2 separate regions of the Homo sapiens genome follow, and region 2 is linked to region 1. A link is an interaction called in ENCODE POLR2A ChIA-PET data of the cell type or tissue named here. Cell type or tissue: MCF 10A. All regions are shown on one strand. Each heading gives the region's core, and the rest is flanking DNA. Links, peaks and the distances in the headings are about the cores only.

Region 1 (10,344 bases), core at 4,468-6,967:
CACTCTGGGTTGGAACCCAGAAACAACTTGTCTTACCGTAAAAGGCAGTAACTGGCTGGGCACGATGGCTCACACCTGTAATCCCAGCACTTTGGGAGGCTGAGGCGGGTGGATCACAAGGTCAGGAGATCGAGAACATCCTGGCTAACGTGGTGAAACCCCACCTCTACCAAAAATACAAAAAATTAGCCGGGTGCTGTGGTGGGTGGCTGTAGTCCCAGCTACTCGGTAGGCTGAGGCAGGAGAATGGTGTGAACCCAGGAGGCGGAGCTTGCAGTGAGCCGAGATCGCGCCACTGCACTCCAGCCTGGGTGACAGAGCAAGACTCCGTCTAAAAAAAAAAAAAAAAAAAAGGCAGAAACTTTGGCTACTCAGCAAGTCATTGTTACCCTGGCCAAGTCCTGTTTCCATGCTCAAAGGTACTGCTGTGCCAGGAGTAAGCTCCCTTTACTTGTACCTGCACTGTAGAACCCAGAAGTTTTCCATTTCTGTCCACTTCAGGACTTTCTATGGATAAGCCAAGCCATGACCCAGCACAAGTCACTCCCTGGGGCCACTGTAGACATACCAATCTCTTTGTAACCTGGCTGGACTCAGGTTAAAAACAAGTTAGAATGTGTGAAGGAAGGAGAAAGTGGAGAGGACAGTAGTAGGAGAGAGACTGAGAGGGTAGACTGTATCCTTTATACAACAAAGAACCTTCATTCAGCCTTTTAACCTCTTAAGCAAGAGGTTTCTGAGACACAGTCACATCACTAGGAGAGTCATGTAGGGAAAATGGAAAGGCAGGGAAGCCCAGTTCAGAGGCAATCACAGCCAACCAACCAGGCGAGATGGCCATGGGAGAGCCAGTCCCCAACCTGTCCTTCAAGGCAACTCCACCGACTCTTCCTGGAGTTACTCATGGTTTGCTGGACCTCATGGAATCTAACTTCCTTTCACTGTTTGTGTCAACCATTTTCATTCTGCATCTTTCCCTGGAAAATTTGTAGACTCTGTCTACTCACTGAATGGAAATGTTGCGTTCTCCCTCAGATAAGCTTTCCAGAAGCACTAGTTCATCCCTGTTAGGCATTAAGTTCTCCCTCAATGTCCTGCTGCCAAACTGTGGGTCCCCTCTGGCTCTCCTCACTGGCCTCTAGCCCACCCACCCGCAAAGACAGACAACCAGAATTATGGGAGTTGTCCTAACACCTCCCTCTTCCTAATTCCTCCACCTTAAAGTAAAACACTAAATCCTATCCATTCTGCCTCCTGAGTTTCTCTCAAGCCCTTCAGCTTCTCTCCATCTCCACTGCTGCCATCATCCAAGCCAATAACAGCTCTCTCGCATGGACTGATGGAACTCCCTCCAACCTGAGTGCCCTTGTTCTTCCCCAACCTGTTTTCATCCTGCAAGAAGAATGATCTTTTACAGACTTACATCTGATGATGGTACTCTCGCCCTACCTTGAGTGGTTTCCCTTTATTCTTTGGATAAATACCAAAATTTCCACATGGTTTTCATGATGCTGTGAGGATCTGGGCCCTGCCTACTTTTCCAGCAGTCTTTGCTTTTCTCCTATTCACTCATTGTTTTCCCACAGATTGGTCTCCTTTCAGTTCCTGAAATGCAGCAGGATTCTGCTTTCTCAGGCTGCTGTGTCTCTGGAAATAGACGTGACTCTGCCCCTTGGGATCACATATCCCGCAAAACATAATCCCACAGAAAACTTACATGTACCCTTCATCTCTGTTTAAGGCAGAACTTTCTCTGTGAAATGTTTCCAGCTCACCCCCACCCCCATTATATCAGGTCTCTCATTACATAATACATTATATTATACTTTCCTTTACAGCACTTACCACCACTGTAATTACTACTTACTTGGATAAGTATTTGTTTAATGGCTGTCACATTTGCTGAATGTAAGCTCCATGAAGGCAGAAACAAGTTCAACATGCTCAGTACAACGGCCTCAGAGCCAGTGCATTCCCTAGCTCATAGTAGGCAATCAGTAAGTATGATTTGGCTTAGCACATTCAGCATGCCCACATGAACTGAGAAGAATAAACTGAGGCCTAGAAAAGGAAAGGGGATTTCCCAAAGCCTTGTCTTCTTTGGCAGAGCTGTGGTTTATTAAACCCTGGACTCTTAATCCACAGTTCAATCCTTAGCCCATACTGATACTGAAGTCACTGTAGACCCAAGAGATCAATCCATCTATAACCCAAAAGAGAGGAGAAAAACTAAACTGTGGAGACCAGAGATCTCTATTCAAATCCTGGATGGACTGACCACTTAAATCTTACAACACTATGGCAGAAATTAAGCAAGCTGATGTGTACACTATGATTGGTGTAGAATCTGGCCTGAGTGGTCTCTCCAGAGACGTGGCTGTTCTAGGACACCTTGTGAAGTGTGTCTTCAATTCCTGTGTGTCCACCTCAATCCAGGCCAGAATAGCAAGTACTTGGGAAGGCAGGAGAGCATTTCATATTGAGCAGTTGCTGCTCCCCCAGGCAGCTGGTAAACAGCGTTTGATGAGGATGATAAACACATGATACTAATCTTACTACACAGAGGTGTGTTCAACATTCTAGCACACAGAGCCACATGGCAGGTGATCCATCTTAAAAAGATGACATTGCTGGCTGATTTCTGCCACAGTGTATTTACTTGGAATTTAAATTTAGATTTAAACCTACCTATAGCATTATTATAGAATATACCAAAGGCTCTATTCACAGGTGGGCAAAAAGACTATCCATCACCCCAGCTCATACTCCGCAATTCACAGACAGCTTCTTCCTTCATCCAGGACAGCTGGGTGTCCTGGAAGCTTTTCTACCACTGGCATATTAAAATGATGCTTCAGCCAATTCTGTAATCACCTATTTATTTTGCCCATGATGTTTCAGGCCCTGTGCTAGACCCTGGGGATTCAGCAATGATGAGACACAGCCTCTGCCCCAGGAAGCTCCCAGCCTAGCAAAACTACATTTGCATAGTCCTTTACAATCTACTAAGTGATTGGACTTAAACCTTTTATCCACCTCTCCTGGTATTTTCATTATCTTTGTATATGTCTTCCTTGGTTGGAGAAGATTTTGACATAAAATTTGTTTCCAGTTAAAATGCGGCAGAGGAACTTAATCACTCTCATTTTGGCTTTAGAATTCTAATTAAGGAAAAATAAACCCTGGATTCCTCCAGAAATGTATACCGTAACTGACTGTTGAGTGGCTGCCCAAAAGCCACGGCAAACACCTTTTCCCTTGCTGCCTTTCACTGCAGAGATGGCAGAGTCACCCATCCACTTGCCTTCTTTACACTGAGGGGTCATCACATGATCTAGTTCTGGCCACAGCGATGTCTGTAGAAATCTGTTCAGAGGCTTCTATGAAAGCTTTTGCTTTAATTTTTTATAAAGACAGTCCAAGCTAGTTTGGCCCTTATTTCTTCTCCCCATCTTCATCCTAGGTGTAATGTTTGGGGCTGTAACAGCCACCCCACAAACAGGAAGCAATGAGGGAGCCATACGGGAAAGACCCAGAGAATCAGATGTTAGCTCTGATGTTGTTGAGCTAATGAGGCAAGGACAGCAGCTATAGCCCTTCAGACTAGTTATTAAGTAAGAAAAACAAACTCCTCATTCTTTAAATCAGTGTAGGAGAGGTTTTCTGTTACCTACAGCCAAACAGTCTTGGAATGCATGGTTCAGGAGATGATTAAGCACACAGCCTTTGAACTAGACACACTTGGGTTTGTGTACCAGCTCAGTCACCCACTGGCTGCGTGGGGCTGGACAAGTTATTTAACTGCTCAGAGTTCTGTTTCCATCTTCCATGAAATGAACATACTATAACTGCCTTTTTCACAGGCTTGCTGTTAGGAATAAGTGAGATGGTATATGCCATGATTTGGATATGGTTTGTTTGTCCCCACCAAAACTCATGTCTAAATTTGATCCCCGGTGTGGTGGTGTTGGGAGGTGGGACCCAGTGGGGAGTGTTTGGGTCATGAGGGTCTCACCCTGGTGGGTGGCTTGGTGCCATTCTGGAGGTAGTGAGTGAGTTCTTCCTCTGGCAAGACTGGATTATTTCTCAAGGAAAATGTACTAGTTCCTGCAAGAGTGGATAGTTACAAAGCCAGGATGTCCCTTGTGTTTTGTCTCTTTGCATGTGTCCACTTCCCCTTTGACCTTCTCACTATGTTATGATGCAACTTAAAAGCTCTCACCAGAAACCAAGGCCATGCCATTGAACTTCCCAGCCTGAAGAACTATGAGCTAAATAAGCCTCTTTTCTTTATAAATTGCCCCGTCTTTGGTATTCTATCACAGCAACACAAAATGGACTAAGACAGTGCATGTAAAGAGTTTTTGTGCAATGTCTAGATAAATAACTACTCAAATGATAAACTGCAGCCAATAAGCACATGAAAAGATAATAACCATAATCATTAAGTAAATGCAAATCAAAACCACAATGAGATACCACTTCACACCCCTTAGGATGGTTATTACATAAAACAAAAACGAACCCAGAAAATAACAAGTGTTGGTATGAGGATATGGAAAAATTGTGCACCACTGATGGGAGAGTAAAATGATGCAGCTGCTATGGAAAAACAGCACTGAGGTTCCTCAAAAAGATAAACATAGAATTACCATATAACTCAGCAATTCCACTTCTGGATATACACCCAAAAGAACTGAAAGCAGGGACTGGAGAAGATATCTGTATACCCATGCTCATGGCAGGATTATTCACAATAACCAAAAGGTAGAAACAACCCAAGTGTCCACTGACCAGTGAAAAGATTTTTTAAATGTAGTATATAATACAACGAAATATTATTCAGCCATAAAAAAAGGAAATTCTGACATATGACACACCATGAATGAATCCTAAAGACATTATGCTAAGTGAAATAAGCCAGACACACAAAGACAGATGCTGTTAGGATTCCTGCCTGACTTATGTGAGGCACCTAGAGTAGTCAAACTATTCACAGAGACAGCAAGTAGAATGGTGGTTGCCTGGGGCTGGGAGAAAAGGAGAACAGTGCTTCCATTATGCAAGACGAAAAAAATTCTGGAGCTAGACAGTGGTGATGGTTGCACTACAATGTGAATATACTTAATGCCACAGAAGTTCACAGATTAAAATAGTGAATTTTATGTTATATTTTATTGCATTTTTAAATAAATTTTTAAAATAAAAATGAAATAAAATGATGACCTGCATTACTGATCCTAATACTGATATTATCATCTTACTGAGTTTTCAGTAACTCGGTAAGTTGTCAGACAATACCACTGGCTGGGTACAACCCTGGGTCAAATGCTGAAATGCTTGCCCCCATTGCATATTTGTCCTAGATGAACATATCTAAAAGGCATTTCATCCATGCAGCAAACAAGCATATTTACTTCTTTCTCTAGGAAACCAAAGGTAAGTCAAATGGTTTCCTGCCCTGTGGAAGGCAAAAAGATGTTCACAAATAGCCACACTACAAGGTAAGATGTAGCACCTGCCTTGAAGACAAATGCAGAATCTTCAGAGAGCAAAGCCACTGCTTCTGGCTTTGGGGTTTGAGGAAAGTTCCAAAGAAGAGACGGAAATGGAGCTGGACTTGAAAAACCAGAACCTTTATTGCTGAAACAGAAGGAGTGTTACAGATGATTCCAGGTAGAAATAGCAGCAATGTGAGCAGAGACAGCAGAGCATCTTGTTTGGTTAGAGGGAACTGTACATTAGGGTGAACAGAAAAGACAATAGCCAGTTCACTAGGCAGAGAAGCCATGTCTTTATTTCATGGAGGAGGGCAGGAGATAAAGATGTGTTTGCATCCACAGCACCTAGGACTCTCTTAGCACACATCAAGTTGTCAAAATTGTCAATTCAATCATTGACCAGCAGATAGGAAGATCTGTAGAATCCTCCAGATGTCTAGCATTGATGCTCAGGAGAGGCAGGCCCCATTTGGCTGCCAAAACCACCTCTTTCATGTCACTATTGTCTAGGCTACTTCCCAAGAGATGGAGAAGCATAGCAAACGGGCGAACATCTCAGAAGGCCTTTGGTTATTGATGGACACCACAGGCCAGTCCTAACCTCCCAAAAACCTTTATCATGCATGCTCCCAGATGGAATCCAACCAACTAGAACAAAGCTTCCCTTCCAAAGGAACACTGAGACTACCCTCCCAGGACAACTTGAACTCTGGGCATTGTGCCCTTTGAAAGCATTTTCCATGTCCTTATCTAAATGGAAGGCAAGTACACTAGCACAAATAATTGAGGGGAAAAAAATGGACAAGGAGACCCAATCAAAAAAAAGTATTCAATTGAGTACCATTTTAAGGAATTATTTCAAAGTTCTAATCACTATAAGTGATGAAACAATTCATGACAAAAATTGCAATTACCAAAGAAATAATCTGTTCTGCAACAGCAATTTTAGTGACATTTATAACACACAAGAAATCATGAAGCTTAATTATTTGAATTTATTGAGGCTACAGATGCCATGTTTAAATCTAATTAAACAGATCCACCAAAACTGACCATCTGAAGAAATGGCAAAGTTGCTGAACCGAACACTGGTTTTTAAAAGCAGTTCGTGAACAGCCTCCAAATAGGCAGTGAGTAATGATCTATCTTTCTTCCTCAGCTGTCATTTGGGGAAAAAAGAGACATTTCTTTATTGATCTTCAGTCCTTCACAATAGAATTTACCTCAACTCCTAAAAAACATCCCCCATTCCAATGATCTTTGATAGATCTGCAGGATAAATGGGGACTCTCCTACTATTACCTTTCAGGTCTCACACTCAAACTATATTAGATCTCAAGGAAGTAGGTACAAATCCTTAAAAGTGATTGAGAAAAAGATTTCCCTTCTCCATTTCTTTTTTTTCTTTTTTTTTTTTTTTTTTTTTTTTTTTTTTGAGATGGAGTCTCGCTCTGTCACACAGGCTGCAGTGCATGGTGCGATGGTGCGATCTCGGCTCACTGCAAGCTCCGCCTCCTGGGTTCACGTCATTCTCCTGCCTCAGCCTCCCTAGTAGCTGAGATTACAGGCGCCCGCCACCACGCCCAGCTAATTTTTTTTTTATTTTTAGTAGAGACTGGGTTTCACCGTGTTACCCAGGATGGTCTCAATCTCCTGACCTCGTGATCTGCCCGCCTCGGCCTCCCAAAGTGCTGGGATTACAGGCGTGAGCCACCACGCCCGGCCTCCATTTCTTAAGAATGTTAACTGGTAAATATCAGTAGCCTACAGAATTTGTATAATTCCTGAAATATCAATGAATTGTTTGCTTAAATAATAAGTATTCTATGAAGCAAGATTCTGATTATAAAAGTAATAAATGTTCAAAGAAGAAAATATGGAAAACATGAAGAAACAAAAAGAATTAAAATTTCCAACAATCCCACTAACCACATATGATCACAATTAACATTTTGCACTTACTTCCAATGTCATTTCTAAGCTTACATACTTTTATCACAATGCGAACATGTTATATTTATAATCTTACATCTTGTTCTACCATTAAACATGATATCAAGTACATTTAATTTCTTTAAGTAACCTCTCATTGCTGGATTTATAGCTTGTTCCCAATTTTTAAACTTTCATCAATAAACTGACTTACATTCACATAGATAAACCTATGGTTGCATCTCTAATTAATTCCTTAAGAGAATTCTCAAAAATAAACTCTTGGGATGGCATTCATTGACTCGTTAAAGTTCTAATAAGACCTGCCAAATTGATTTATCTAAAAGTTATACCAATCTACATTTCTACCAATGGTATAATAAATAGCTCAAATTTAAAACTCTTTTCTTTCCTTTCCAACAGCATTACTTAACTTTCAGTGAATTTCTTACCAATTTTTTTGTATGTTTCTCTGTTTTACAGATTTTTGATACACTATTTTGTCTCCTGTTGTTTCCACTTCATATTAAACTCATTTCCTTAGGATATTAAGAGTTCTTTGAAAACATGATTTTCTTAAGGGGCACATATAAGCCATCCTATAAAATGTATTTCTTTAAGTAAAGTGGGAGGCATTGAAAGGCTTAAGATTTTTTTCGTGTTTATTAGCTATTTGTATTTATTCTGTTAATTGCCATCTTACTGCCTTCACCAATTTTCCCACTAAGGTTTTAGTGTTGTTCTTATTTCTATATTAACAAAATTAATGCTTTGTTGCATGTGTTTTTCTTAGATTTTTTTTTTTACCAGCATCTTAATTTTAATTTCTTGGGGGAGTTTTTTTACTTATTAAAACACTAATTTTAGCTGGGCGCGGTGGCTCACACCTGTAATCCCAGCACTTGGGATGCTGAGGCAGGCAGACCACCTGAGGTCAGGAGTTCAAGACCAGCCTGGGCAACGTGGCAAAACCCAGTCTCTACTAAAACATGTAAAAATTAGCCGAGTGTTGGTGGCACATGCCTGTAAATCCCAGCTACTCAGGAGGCTGAGGCAGGGAAAATTGCTTGAACCCAGGAGGTGGAGGTTGCGGTGAGCCAGAATTACACCACTGCACTCCATCCTGGGTGACAGAGTGAGATTCTGTCTCAAAAAACTATATATATATTAATTCTGTATGGAGAAATGAGTCATTTTCCTCCAGTGATATTTTGTTTCTGTTGACTTCCCTAATGTCAGAGTTAACCACAATTTTTCCTACTTTTCATTTTTTATTATTAAAATTTTTGCATCAAATCAAAATTTATTTTGGTATATAGGGTGAGGAAAGGCTCTAATCCCATTTTTTCCAAATAGTTAACTTAGAATATATTAAATAATTCATCCTTTCCCTCCATCATGTACTAAACCCTCTTTCACATTAGGCTCTGTTTCTAGACTATTCTGTTCCACTTACTGGCATGTTCCTGCAATAATAACCACGTGGTCTTAATTAGCATCATTTGAGTACATTTTATATCTGGAAATGTAAATCTCCTCTATTATGCATCATTTCCAAAAATTTTTTGGCAATTCCAGCTAGCATATTCATATTTGAGAATAATTTGACACAATCCAAAAAAAGAAAGAAAGAAAGAAAACCCCAGCTGAGATGCTGATTGGAATGGGGTGAAATGATACATTACTTTGGAAAGAACTGACATCTTTATCACACAGAGAGAAACTGGCAGCACATATCTCCCTTTATTGAAGTCTCCTTTTATGTCATTCAGTAAATTTTTGTGATTTTCCTCATAAGGATTCTGTAACATTTCCTGTTATGCTATTCCTGTGTGTTTTATACATTTTTACTCCTAAGTAAACTACACCAAGCAAAGAAAGTCTGAGATTGTATGCCTGAATTTCAACATCACATCATGAAATATGTGCCTGTCTCTCTTTAGGGTCTGACAGAGAGGGCCCAACATTTCCGGAATGAATGAGTGACGAATGGGTCCGAAAGCCCTAGTATCAGGACAGAACTGGGTGGGCTACACTGTGTAGCAGACTCACAATTGTTCTTTCATGCTCAGTGCCAATTTTATATTTTCAAAGAATAAAAAATCATCTTAAAATAATCACACAACTACCTCTGATAGTTCTGCCATCATGGTACACTTTCCCGCCACTCCTCATCCTCCATCTCATCCCAAGAGGTGGGTACAACCAAACCAAAGTCCTTCTAGGGAACTTCAGTTTGGGACAGAAATGACTAGCCTTTGGAGCTGAGCCAAGACAGAGATATCTCTTCATGAAAACCATCTCTGAATCCCTGTAGAGGAGCACAGAGGAAACAGAGGTCAGCCCTGATGGATATTATAAAGCAGGTTTGCAATAAAAGAGATTAAGTTTTTTAACAATTTTATTGAGATCATCATCCGTATACCATACAATTCACCCAATTAAAGTGCACAATGGGTTTTAGTAGAGTTGTGCAACTATCACCACAATGGATTTTAGAACATTTTTATCACCTCTAAAAGAAATCCTGTAGTTTTTTTAAATTGTGGTAAAATATACATTAACTTTCCCATCTTAACCTTTTTAAAACAATTTTTAATTGATGTATAATAAATGTACAAAGCTATGGAATACATGTGATAATTTAACACATTCATATAATTTGTAAAGATCAAATCAGTGTACTTGGGATATCTAGTACCTTATATACTTGTCATTTACATATGCTAGAAACATTCAAATTATTCTCTTCTAGCTCTTTTGAAATGTACAGATTATTGTAAACTATAGTAACCACTTCTAAGTCTACAGTTTGGTAGTGTTAAGTCGATTCCCTGAAGCCAATCTCCAGAACTTTTTCATCTTGAGAAACTGAAATTTATACCCATCAAACAGTAACTCCCCATTCCCT
Region 2 (10,344 bases), core at 125-2,624, 290 kb before region 1:
GCAGGAATTACTTTTAAAAAATCCTTTAGAATCTCACATGATCCAAGAAACAAGAGCTACTTTTCCCTCTTTGGTTATGAATCTGGTGTTGCTTTTTATGACTTCATTCATGCCTAAGTTTACTTATTTCCTATGAAAAGTCCTTGAGGACAGAGTTTTTTGCTTCCATTCAATAAACACTATGTGCATAAACAACCTATTTTAAGTTTTTGAAGAACTTCAGGATATGTAAGACAGTTTTGTGCCGCACAAAGTTACAACGTAACAGGGAGGGGGAAAAGCTTACACATAAATATTTATTGTGCAAGGCAGAATTAGATAAGGACCATGACGGGCATATAAAATGATAACAGAGCCCAAGAGAAAAATGGAGATCAATTTCTAGGGCAAGGATTGGTGAAGCATTAATATGTGAATTGGATCTTGAAGGATGGGCAGGATTTTGAAAAGCAAAGATAGAAAATGCAATCCAGTCAGAGTGAACCGGCACAGAGAGTGTAGGGAGGCATGTTCAGGCAATCATAAGATACTCAATCTGACTATTAAGTGTGGTTTGTAGGGAGGCAGTAATGAGACAAGAGGGGGTGAGGGGAGTTGATTCCAACAAAGTAACTCCAGAAAGGGTCTCCAAAGACAGCAGTTCATATATTGCAACATTTCCTGGAATAGGCTGAGCAGCAGGTCCTCAGCTAATCAGCGCTCTGCGTGCTGAGGTGCACATGCTCATCATTGGCACAGAAGAGGCCTCGGGGAATTCTCTGCAAAACAAAAGCAATTGTGCCATCTTCAAGCTCTGGGGCCTAAAGCCTATTAAGCAGTAAATCTTTCATAACTGCTCTCCACAGTCAGGGGAGGTGATGTCTCCCCATGTCCTCCCCATGCAAACATTTGGTTAAACAAATTGGCATCCTGAGCAGGTATAGCAAAACTTCTACAAGAAATGACATGGTCAAAAAACCAAACCAAAACAAACACAAAGAAATGTCACAGTGCCCTCAACCACTGGACTCTTAGCCATCCTGACTCCTCAGCATGTAGAGGACATCACTGTTCCTCTCCTCCTGCCCAGGCCCAGAATCTGCACACTACTTTCTTCAAATGCCTGCTGCGAATTTCTCAAGGGTCCTGAACACACAACATCCAAAAGCATTTCTGCTACTTGAACAGCTTAACTGGCTCCCTCCACTGCCGCAGCTTCAGCAGCTGTAAACAGAAGCCAGGCTGCATTCTCAGGCCCATCTGGAAAGTAATAAGACCCAGGGCCCGGTCCTAGGGGAGTCACCTGGTAGAGTCTACTCCCCAAGGGATGTGACTCTGATACTTGGAGCTTAGCAGAAAGAAACAGGCTGTGAGATAAAAGAGAGGCTGATTTGAGCCCCAGGGACAGAGTGTTCATTCACTCAGAGCTCTTAAGCTGAAGGCAACCTCTGCAAGGCAGGTGGCAGGGCCCTGTGTCTGCCTTCAGAGTCTTCCAAGGCTGGGGCTTCCAGAAACTTGCAGCAAGAGCTTCCTGGTCCTAAGTGGAACTCTTTTGGTTCCTGGGGATGTCTGCATAAGAAGCCAGGAGACTGGTGCAGTCTCAGCCCAGTGCACTGCCGCCCACGCCAACCCTGGGGCTGCAGCTCAGCCAACTTTGACTCACTCTCCAAGAATCATTCAAAATTGAGTCAACAATTAAGAATGATTACCAGATGACCACTAATGATGAAAGTTTCTCAAGGGTTCTGAACACACAACATCCAATGGCGTTTCTGCTGCTTGAACAGCTTAGCAGGACATGTCAGTCCTTCATTGCCCCTTCTCACACTTCCACACACCACAGGATGAAGACATTTATAGATCTCAAGAAACCTGGGGACTAGACCACAGGCAGCCCCAGTCATAGTTATCAGCTGAGGCATTTTCCCCAACAGATGCCAAGTGCTGCAGCAGAGAACTTGAGATTTTCACTTGAGTGGATGTCAGAGACAGAGAAAAACAGGTTGGCCTAGGGTGATGGGTGTCAAAATCTGCAGTACTACATGACAAGCTTTGTGGCAGAATTTGAGCTTATTTTTGCCTCTGTATCCAACTTTGTTAACATGCCACACTGTCCTCCGGGTGGTCTCAACGGACAGTGCAATCACAAGGATCATGAATCAGCTGAGCAGATCCGGGAACAGCACAGACTCCAAGGCAGAGTAGCTTCTGGAACAGCACGGACTCCAAGGCAGAGTAGCTTCTGGGACTGAACCCTGCCTCTGCTGCTTGCTAACCTTGCTATACCTCACTTTCCTCTCCTGTAAAAATGGGGATAATAACAGCACCTGCTATTGCTTGGTGGTTGTCATGAACATTTAATGAGTTAATATCTGTAAGTACTTAGACCTGGAACATGCTAAGCACCTCATATGTGTTTATTAAGTTTTTTGTGTTTGTCTTTTTTCCCAGAGTAAATAATCAGTTTTCATAATAACAAAGAACCATAGTTAACACTCACTGAGTGCTTTTGACATACAGGCAGTGAACTCTGATTGGATTACCACATTTAATTTTCATAGCCACCAAAGGAGGTAGCTGCTATTAATGTGCAAGTCTTAAAAATAAATTGCTAATGAGAGATGCAGGACAAACCTGGTCTGTGACTCCAGAACCCAAACTCTTCACCAGTGTATGCTTGAAGCATGAGAATCTCCTACTATCTTCTTTAAAAAGCTGATTGCGGGGCTCACCTCATGCCAAGGGCCCAAGTGCACCATATTCTTAAGAGGCTTTGGGGGCAGAATGAGACTTACTGGGTAAAAGGAGGGGGCAGCCAGATTACCCAGTGCTGCAGAGGATGGTCCACGATTCCCTCTCAGTACACCCCACAGGATGAGGTCACCAGCCCTGATCTTTCCCCAGAGGCTGGGGTGCCCAGCTCTGGACACCTGAGCCCTCAGCCTACCCCCTCTGAATGCAGCCATCCCCCAACTGAGTCAAAGGAACCATGGTCTGGTCAATTTTGTTCCTGTAGTTTTGCCATCTGTCACCCTACCTTAGGCTAACTCCTGTAGACCACCCTCCACTTCTGGAAGCTAACATTTCTTTAAAAACAAAAAACCTCCAACCCAAAATACTAATAAATAAAAACTGTTCGTTATTAAACTCCCTACATACTTAACAATTTGCATACAGAAATCAAGTCTGCTAAAAATCAATTACTGGGGTCTGAATACTTCAAACATGTATGCAAATTATTTAGAGTAAATGAACTTCACAGAGCAACAAAACAGTAACAAATCAAGCTGTCAGCATTTGTTTAATCACCTCGCCGCATTTTGTTTTTGAGAAACAGCAACACTGGGATTGAAAGGGGATGAGGAGTGTGTCATTTCCATTTAAACTCAGGCCTCCCAAATACGTTTTACCTAGCAGCCTCAAGGCTCAGGGTGATGGATGCTCCTGAAAGGCACCCAGCACCAGTACTGGAAAGGACTGTGGCTGCACTTTGAAAAGGGAAGGATAAGAGATCCGAATAATAAGTGGCATTTGAGAGGCCTTTTAATAAGTAGGGGAAACTGTAGGTGAGAAGGTAGGAGAGGCAGCTGAGCGTGACAGCCCTGAGCAGAGTTCAAAGTTTCCTTGTCATGGTGCTATTGATTTCCTGGGGACTTGCTCCAAGTTTCAATCTCTCTCCGCATACAAGGAGTGAGAGGATGCAGACATCCCCAGAGGATGACAAAGCCCTGTGTCTTCTCTACCTCTTCTATCACCAAACCTGCAGGACTCCTGTGGACCCAAACAGGACAGCATCCCTAGCACAGAGCAGGCGCCCACCAAAGGTTAATTTTATCTTTCCCACCTATATGCAGAACTATTCAAGAGTCAACTGGCACCCAGCACAAATCCAATTATTTTTTTCAAAATGACTTTTTACAGAAACCTTTCTCAAGGAACAAACCAAGAATGAATTAATTTAAAGAGATTTGTTAAGCTGTAAAGCATTGAATTCAAAAGCCAGTTAATTACTGGTTCCATGTAACTTTTTTTGATTAATTTTATTTTTAAGCTCACTACTTGGTCTCAATTAAGGTGGTGATATTTTAATTATCTTAATTGTTTCTGAACTTGTTTTTCAGTTCAACGAGTTATTTTTTAATTAGCTACATTGATTTTAAAATCCTGAATCAAGCCTTTGCACTCTTCTTGAGCACATCCTATAGGCTAATTGGCAAAGGGTCATGACACCTAGCACAGCAGAGCTTGATACCACCTCAGAGATGCTCAGATGAGAAGAAGGTTCCATTTTGTGGGGTGGCCCAAAGGGTTCCTCACCTGGGGGAAATCACACACATTTGTGTTTATTCAATTAATATTTACAGAGTATCATTCAGCGTGAAGAATCTTTCTGCAGGCTAAAGGTGAATACAAAGAGGTGAGCAAAAAGATGTTCTTCCAGCTCTCCAGGGGTTCACCGTTGAACATAGGAGACAGGTGAGACAGGTAAGGTACCTAATTCAGCCTTTCAGGGGGTCAGGTGAGACTTCCTGGACAGACTGACATCTATGGAAAAGTAGGTTTAAACCAGATAATAGGATGAGGAAGAACACTCCAGATAACAGGAAGTTGTCTTTCCAGGGGTAAGAAAGTTTGTGGCAGGCTTAAGGAATTCAAGTGTTTCATGAGGCTGGCAGCAGTTGGAGCAAGCCGGTGAGTAAAAAGGCTGGAGAAGAGGCTGAGCCTGGTCCTGAAGGGCCTTGGAGCCACAGGGACCATGCTGGGGAGCCAGGGCCTTTGAGTTCCACAGTGCCTTCAACCCAGCATGCAAGAACCTGTGACCAGACTAAAGTCGGGGGAGAGGGGCAGGAAGAGGGAACCCTAAATATGCATTTTATGTAGAAAGTGGCACTTAGTAAGAACAGACACACTACATATATTCTCGTCCGCCAAATGACAGAGGACATCAGGGCTGAAAGGCCCAGTGGTCAACTCTTAGAACCCCTTTTCTCCTGCCAGGAACCTCCTTCCTCCCTCTCCCCAGGAACACCAAGCCACACAGGATTCCGGGAGGCACAAGATACCTGTTGAGACCAGTAAGCAAAAGATTAATCTAAAACAGCAGCTTGAACTCCTGGCCCACTCTGGTGAGTTCCAGAATCTTCCTCAGGCCAGAGGCCACTCGATTTGCAAAAAGTCCACCAGTTAAAGATGCCTTGTTGTCTCGCTGTTGCTTTTAAGACTGCTCTCTGCCTGAGTCATGCGATCCCAAGGTTCACGTGAAGAGCAGACACTCCCAGTGATTCATTAGGAGTGACTTAATGGACGACTGACAAAGAAATTACACCAAACTGTGAAAACCTCGTCAAGCTATGAGCAGGAACATTTATTGCAGCTTGTCTGTCCCCATGGTAACCCGTGCATGCATCTTGCCTCCCTTGTCTCCAGAGAGGCTTGTTCACCAGCTGACGACAGAGCCTCTCAGAATATAAAATAGAAGATTCTGCCCATAGGATTTTTGCTGTAACCAGAGAAGAATGGCAGCTTGGAAAGCCTCCTCACAATTCTTTCCTTTCATATTCAAGGGGCTGGCCAAGTTCTCCGAGGCCAAACAAAGGGCCTATTAGACATGTGCCTGGATAGGGCAGAGAGCAGAGTGGCATAAAGGTTGGACTCATGCATTTAAGGATTGGGGAATTGGTGGGGAGGGACACAGGACAGACAGAGACAAAGAGGCAGAGGAGAGAAAGATGAGTCTGACCAAAGATAGCCCTCCTGGGAAGAGACCTTTTCTTTCCCCTTTAAACTGAGGTCCTGGGGACTTCTTTCTGTGTCAAAGATAAAAGCATCTTCTCTGTTACATTATTTGTGTATGTGTGTGTGTGAGGTGGGGGAGAGGGTTATAAATTGATAACAGCCTTTTTTGGGGGTCAATTTTTTGGTTGTGCCCTTAAATGATAACAATTGTTAAATGTAGGTAGATGGGTGTATAGCAGTTTATAGTATCCTCTCAACATTTTGGTATACATAAAAATTATAACAAGAGAAAAGGGAAAAAAGAAACATCCTATGACCCAGCAAGTGAACATATTAGGCAAAAATGTTCATCTTAATAATCTGTAATAAGGGAAAATTATAACACTTTGAATGTCCATCTGTGTTAGTCTGCTCGGGCAGCCATAATGAAAGTACCACAGACTGGTGGCTTAAACAACAGAAATTTATTTTCTCACAGTGCTGGGGACTAGAAGTCTGAGATCAGGGTGCCAGTAAGGTGAGGTTCTAGGAGGGCCCTCTTCCTGGCTTGCAGCCAGCCAGCTTTTTGCTACGTCCTTACATGGTCTTTCCTCGATGCAAGCACTTGGAGAGACAGAGAGCCAGCCCTCTCTCGTGTCTCTTCTTATAGGACACTTATCCTATCAGCTCAGGGCTCCACTCTTTGGACCTCTTTTAACCTTAATTACTTTCTTAGAGGCCCCCTCTCCAAATACAGACATCCTAGGAATTGGAGCTTCAACGTGGGAATTTGAGGGGGATAAAAACATTCAATCCAGAACACCAACTGTAGGGAAATGGTTTAGTTAATAACATAATACATTTTTTAAACATCATGCAACTATTTTACAGAAACTAGTAGATCTATATTTGGTAACATAGGTAGATATTTATGATAAATTAAGTGAAAAGGCAAGTTGAAGATGAGAAAACCAATTTGAAACGGTAAAGTAACTTCCCAGCACCATAAAGCCTTAATGGCAAAGCCAGTACTCAGAACCAGACCTGCCTTCTTCCAAAAGAAGCGCCTTTCCCTTCCCTACCCTTCCTCTCCGGACAGCCACAGCCTCTGCCCCACTCACAGACCAGGGCCCTCAGTTTCTCCTGATTGCCCTCTATCTCATATCCTGTCTGCAGCAAGGAGACAATGACAAGCCATGACCATGGCCAGGGTCCAGAGCAGGTGTCCAGCCCTGGGTGATCTTGGCATGTGTCTCTGAGATGAAGGAGTTAAGGACTACCCACTACTGAGAGTGTCTGGGAATTGCTTGGCCCCTCTGCTCACATGCAAAGCAAGACATTATGAGCAACCACTGATAAGCCCAACATGGTAATTTACATGTCCTGATCATTAGAAAAGAAGGCGTTAAGAGGGGTCTGCCAGAGCAGCTGTGGAAATGTGTGTCATAAAATCAACAACCACAAAATTTTATTAGCCTGGGCAGCCAAGCCTCCCTTCTCAAAGCTATCATCTCACATTTTCCCTGCTCCCCAGCTGCTCTGACAAGGACCCTCACTCAGCATTTCCATCAAGAAATTGATTTCCCTTTGAAAGTGTGATGGGAGTGGAAAGAGGAAGTAGAAGGAAAGGGGGAATTAAATAGAAAGGAAGGGGAGGGAGAACATTACATACTCTGTCACCCAATTAGGGGGCTGACATGGAGACAATGACAACGACCAACTATAGAATAATGTACTATTATCCTAATTCAACAATAAAGAAACTGATACAGAGATCAGATCATTCTTAATTTACCAACTGGTAACTGACAGAGAAATGTTAAGCCTGTTTGTGGTCACACAGCCAGTGAGCCTGGATTTTAATCTTGGCGAGTCTCACACCAAGGCTGATACTTGAAGCCACTAAGCCACTAATGAAAATAACTTCTGATGGGGATAAAGGTGATGATTAAAGTGTCAAGCAGCAATGTATCACACCCCTCTGTCCACCTTCCCCAAGATTCATGTTACCCAGAAGACCTCATAAAAAAAGACTTCCTGTGAAAAAAAAAGATTGAGCTATCAGAAATCAAAGCCAAATTGCTGGCTATCTTAATAAGCTTGTATTACTTTTATAATGAATACAAAAGTGCGAGCTGCTTTTAAAGGCAATGCTGCTGTCCTGTGAACTTAACTCCCTCTGACTTAAGAAACAATAGTGACCAGGTGAACTGACTGTGGTTCCTTCCGTGAGGGGTTTCTGTGAAGTGTGCGTATGTTCCACACTGCTAATGGGGAGATGCATGAAGCCCAGCGCAGCATGGGACAGGGCAGTGTAGGCAACAGGAGCTGAGAATGGCCTGGCCTCTAAGTAGAGAAAAAGATATCATCCACAGAGAAGTCTTCACCTTCTCATCCATCACAATGGCCAGAATTTATTAAAATGCTATAATAGTAAAGGTATTTGGGTTCTATTTCATTATAATTGACATAAATTATTCATAAGACATTTATGAACAAAGGAGAGAGATTTACTCAAAATACAAAAGAACCAATTCTATAACCTAAGAGAATAAGAGGGCATAAAAAGCATAGTAAAAATCAAATATTTCCTGGAAAAAAGTGTACTTAAAAGATCACTGTGGCTCACACAGTCTATCTTTTGTACCTGTGCTTCACTTTAATGCAATTAAAATTTCTATAAAAACATGGAGCTTTTCCCAGGCCAAAGACATCCAGAGAATTAACTCTTTTGGTGCTGATTATTCTGACATTATTCAGCAGCCATGGTTGTTGATCATGTAAGGATTGGGAAACTCAGCAACTCCAAGAATTTCTGCCAAATTTTTAGTGTACCTAGAAGATAAGAACCCAAAGCATTTGGCTCGGAGAGATGTAAGTTTGAGAGGAGAGAGGCAGCTTTGCCACTTCTTGCCTATGAGGTATCTTGATGGGTTACTCAACTCTTTAGGATTCAGTTGCAGGCAAACAGATCCACTTTACTGAGATGTTGTGAGGATCTGATGGGATAACACATGAAGGTTTTCTAGCACAGGGCCTGGCGCACAGTTCATGCTCATTTATTATCCTCATGGCTTTTACCAGCTCTTTTTAGCTTGCTCCTAAAATACAGAAAATGGATGTCCACCAAGGGCAAGGGACCCTGGACACTTCAGAAACACAAGATCCTGGAGCCATAATTCTGTTCAGTCTTTCCAATCTCAAAATGGTAAACTCTATAAGAAGAAACATTAAAGCTTTTCAACATCAAGCATGGGGTCCACTTTGTCCCGAAAACTTCTGCTGACTAACCACATCCACACCACTGATGAAGCCACCCTACAACAAACAAGTAGCTCATGCCTCTCTAGTAGAGCTGTACTCTGCCTTGTCTCTACCCACAGATAGTAAGGGCTGGGAATAAAGGATGAAAATCCTCTTCCTCTCCTAAGTTTTGGGCACTAGGTTCACACAACAGAGCCTTGTACACAAACCTACGCTCATGCTCTTTTTGTTTTAGGAGAAGCTCTGTGGGCTTTGAAATGTCACTATTGAAGAGTCACAGAGCTTAATTGTTAAGGTATCTTAAGGGCCCACATTCAAGCACTGTTGGTAAGAGGCTAGAAAAAAAGAAGAGCTTGGTTAGGGAAACAGAATCTGGCAAATATTGTTGATCCAAGCAGACAAGGAGTCCAGGGAATTTGGTGGCAAGGGGTATGTTGGGGACAAATGGGCAGGCAGGGCTCAGCAAGGCAGGTGTGGTGTATAAGGTTGGGGCTTTCTGATCCTCAGCCCATGAATGTCTTCTGCCCTCTCCTACAGAGCCTGGCAGTGACAGGTGTTAATTGAACAGGAAAGTCTGTAGGGAAAGCCTACCCCAGATTAGAAACAGGGATCTCAAATCACCTCTCAGAGCCTCAGATGAAGAGGTCACTTCTGCAGTATGGCAGCCTATGGAACACAGCTTCAGTGGAGCACTCTGGTGAGGTCATCTCTCAACAAGTCTAAAAATCAACTAAAGGAAGGGAAACAGGTAGGCCTACACCATATGCATCTAGCACAGCCTGGCCACTTCTTTCTCTTGTGTTCCCATAATCCAATCTAATCCTTGCTTCTCAGACTATATGGTAGGCCAAGGAGAATGCAAATCTATATTGAATCTCCCTGCAGCATCTATTTTACCAGATGGTAGTAGGTAATCTAAAATTTATATTTTGTATTTTGTAATTTTTTTTTTGTTGCTGTAGAGACAGGATCTGTCTATGTTGCCCAGGCTGGTCTCAAACTCCTGGCCTCAAGCAGTCCACCTATCTCAGTCTCCTGAAGTGCTGGAATTACAGGCTTGAGCCACCAAGCCTGGCTAGAACTTATTTATATTAAGGTAATCAATGATCTATTATGGAATAGAATGCAAAATGTATATAAACTTGTATAGAAGAGACTTCAAGAACGTACGTCTCACAGTGGATTCTGCCCCCGAACCTCAAAATAGGTATTTGCTCTTACTTGTCATTAGGAGCTCTTTGGTAGAAAAGTTTGAGCAGTGCTGAAAGTATGGAACAAGTTTAAAGGGTCCTAGAATGAAGTGGTAAGCTCTCCAGGGTACTGTTACATAAGATGGAAAATCAATACCAGTAAATGTACACACAAAGAACTCTCATAAGCAAATTC

The links. ChIA-PET counts read pairs that join two places held together with the same protein. Peaks named below come from ENCODE experiments on the same cell type or tissue, not always from the same donor. Only the 100,000 strongest peaks of a DNase experiment are listed, where the experiment ranks them.
Region 2: POLR2A ChIA-PET joins it to region 1 with 5 read pairs; 2 of 35 experiments call an interaction of 5 or more read pairs at or near these places.

What each region holds. Positions count from the first base shown.
Region 1 is chr5:137,427,575-137,437,918 of GRCh38, forward strand. The region is part of intron 2 of SPOCK1 (SPARC (osteonectin), cwcv and kazal like domains proteoglycan 1); the gene reads right to left. Among named protein-coding and RNA genes, the nearest start is that of SPOCK1, 67 kb to the right of the region's middle. In MCF 10A, for the core only: no CTCF peak of the experiment used is centred there; no DNase peak of the experiment used is centred there.
Region 2 is chr5:137,141,258-137,151,601 of GRCh38, forward strand. All of the region lies in intron 3 of SPOCK1 (SPARC (osteonectin), cwcv and kazal like domains proteoglycan 1), which reads right to left. Among named protein-coding and RNA genes, the nearest start is that of SPOCK1, 350 kb to the right of the region's middle. RefSeq lists an enhancer at 4,207-5,406. In MCF 10A, for the core only: no CTCF peak of the experiment used is centred there; DNase peaks (open chromatin) are centred at 744 and 1,634.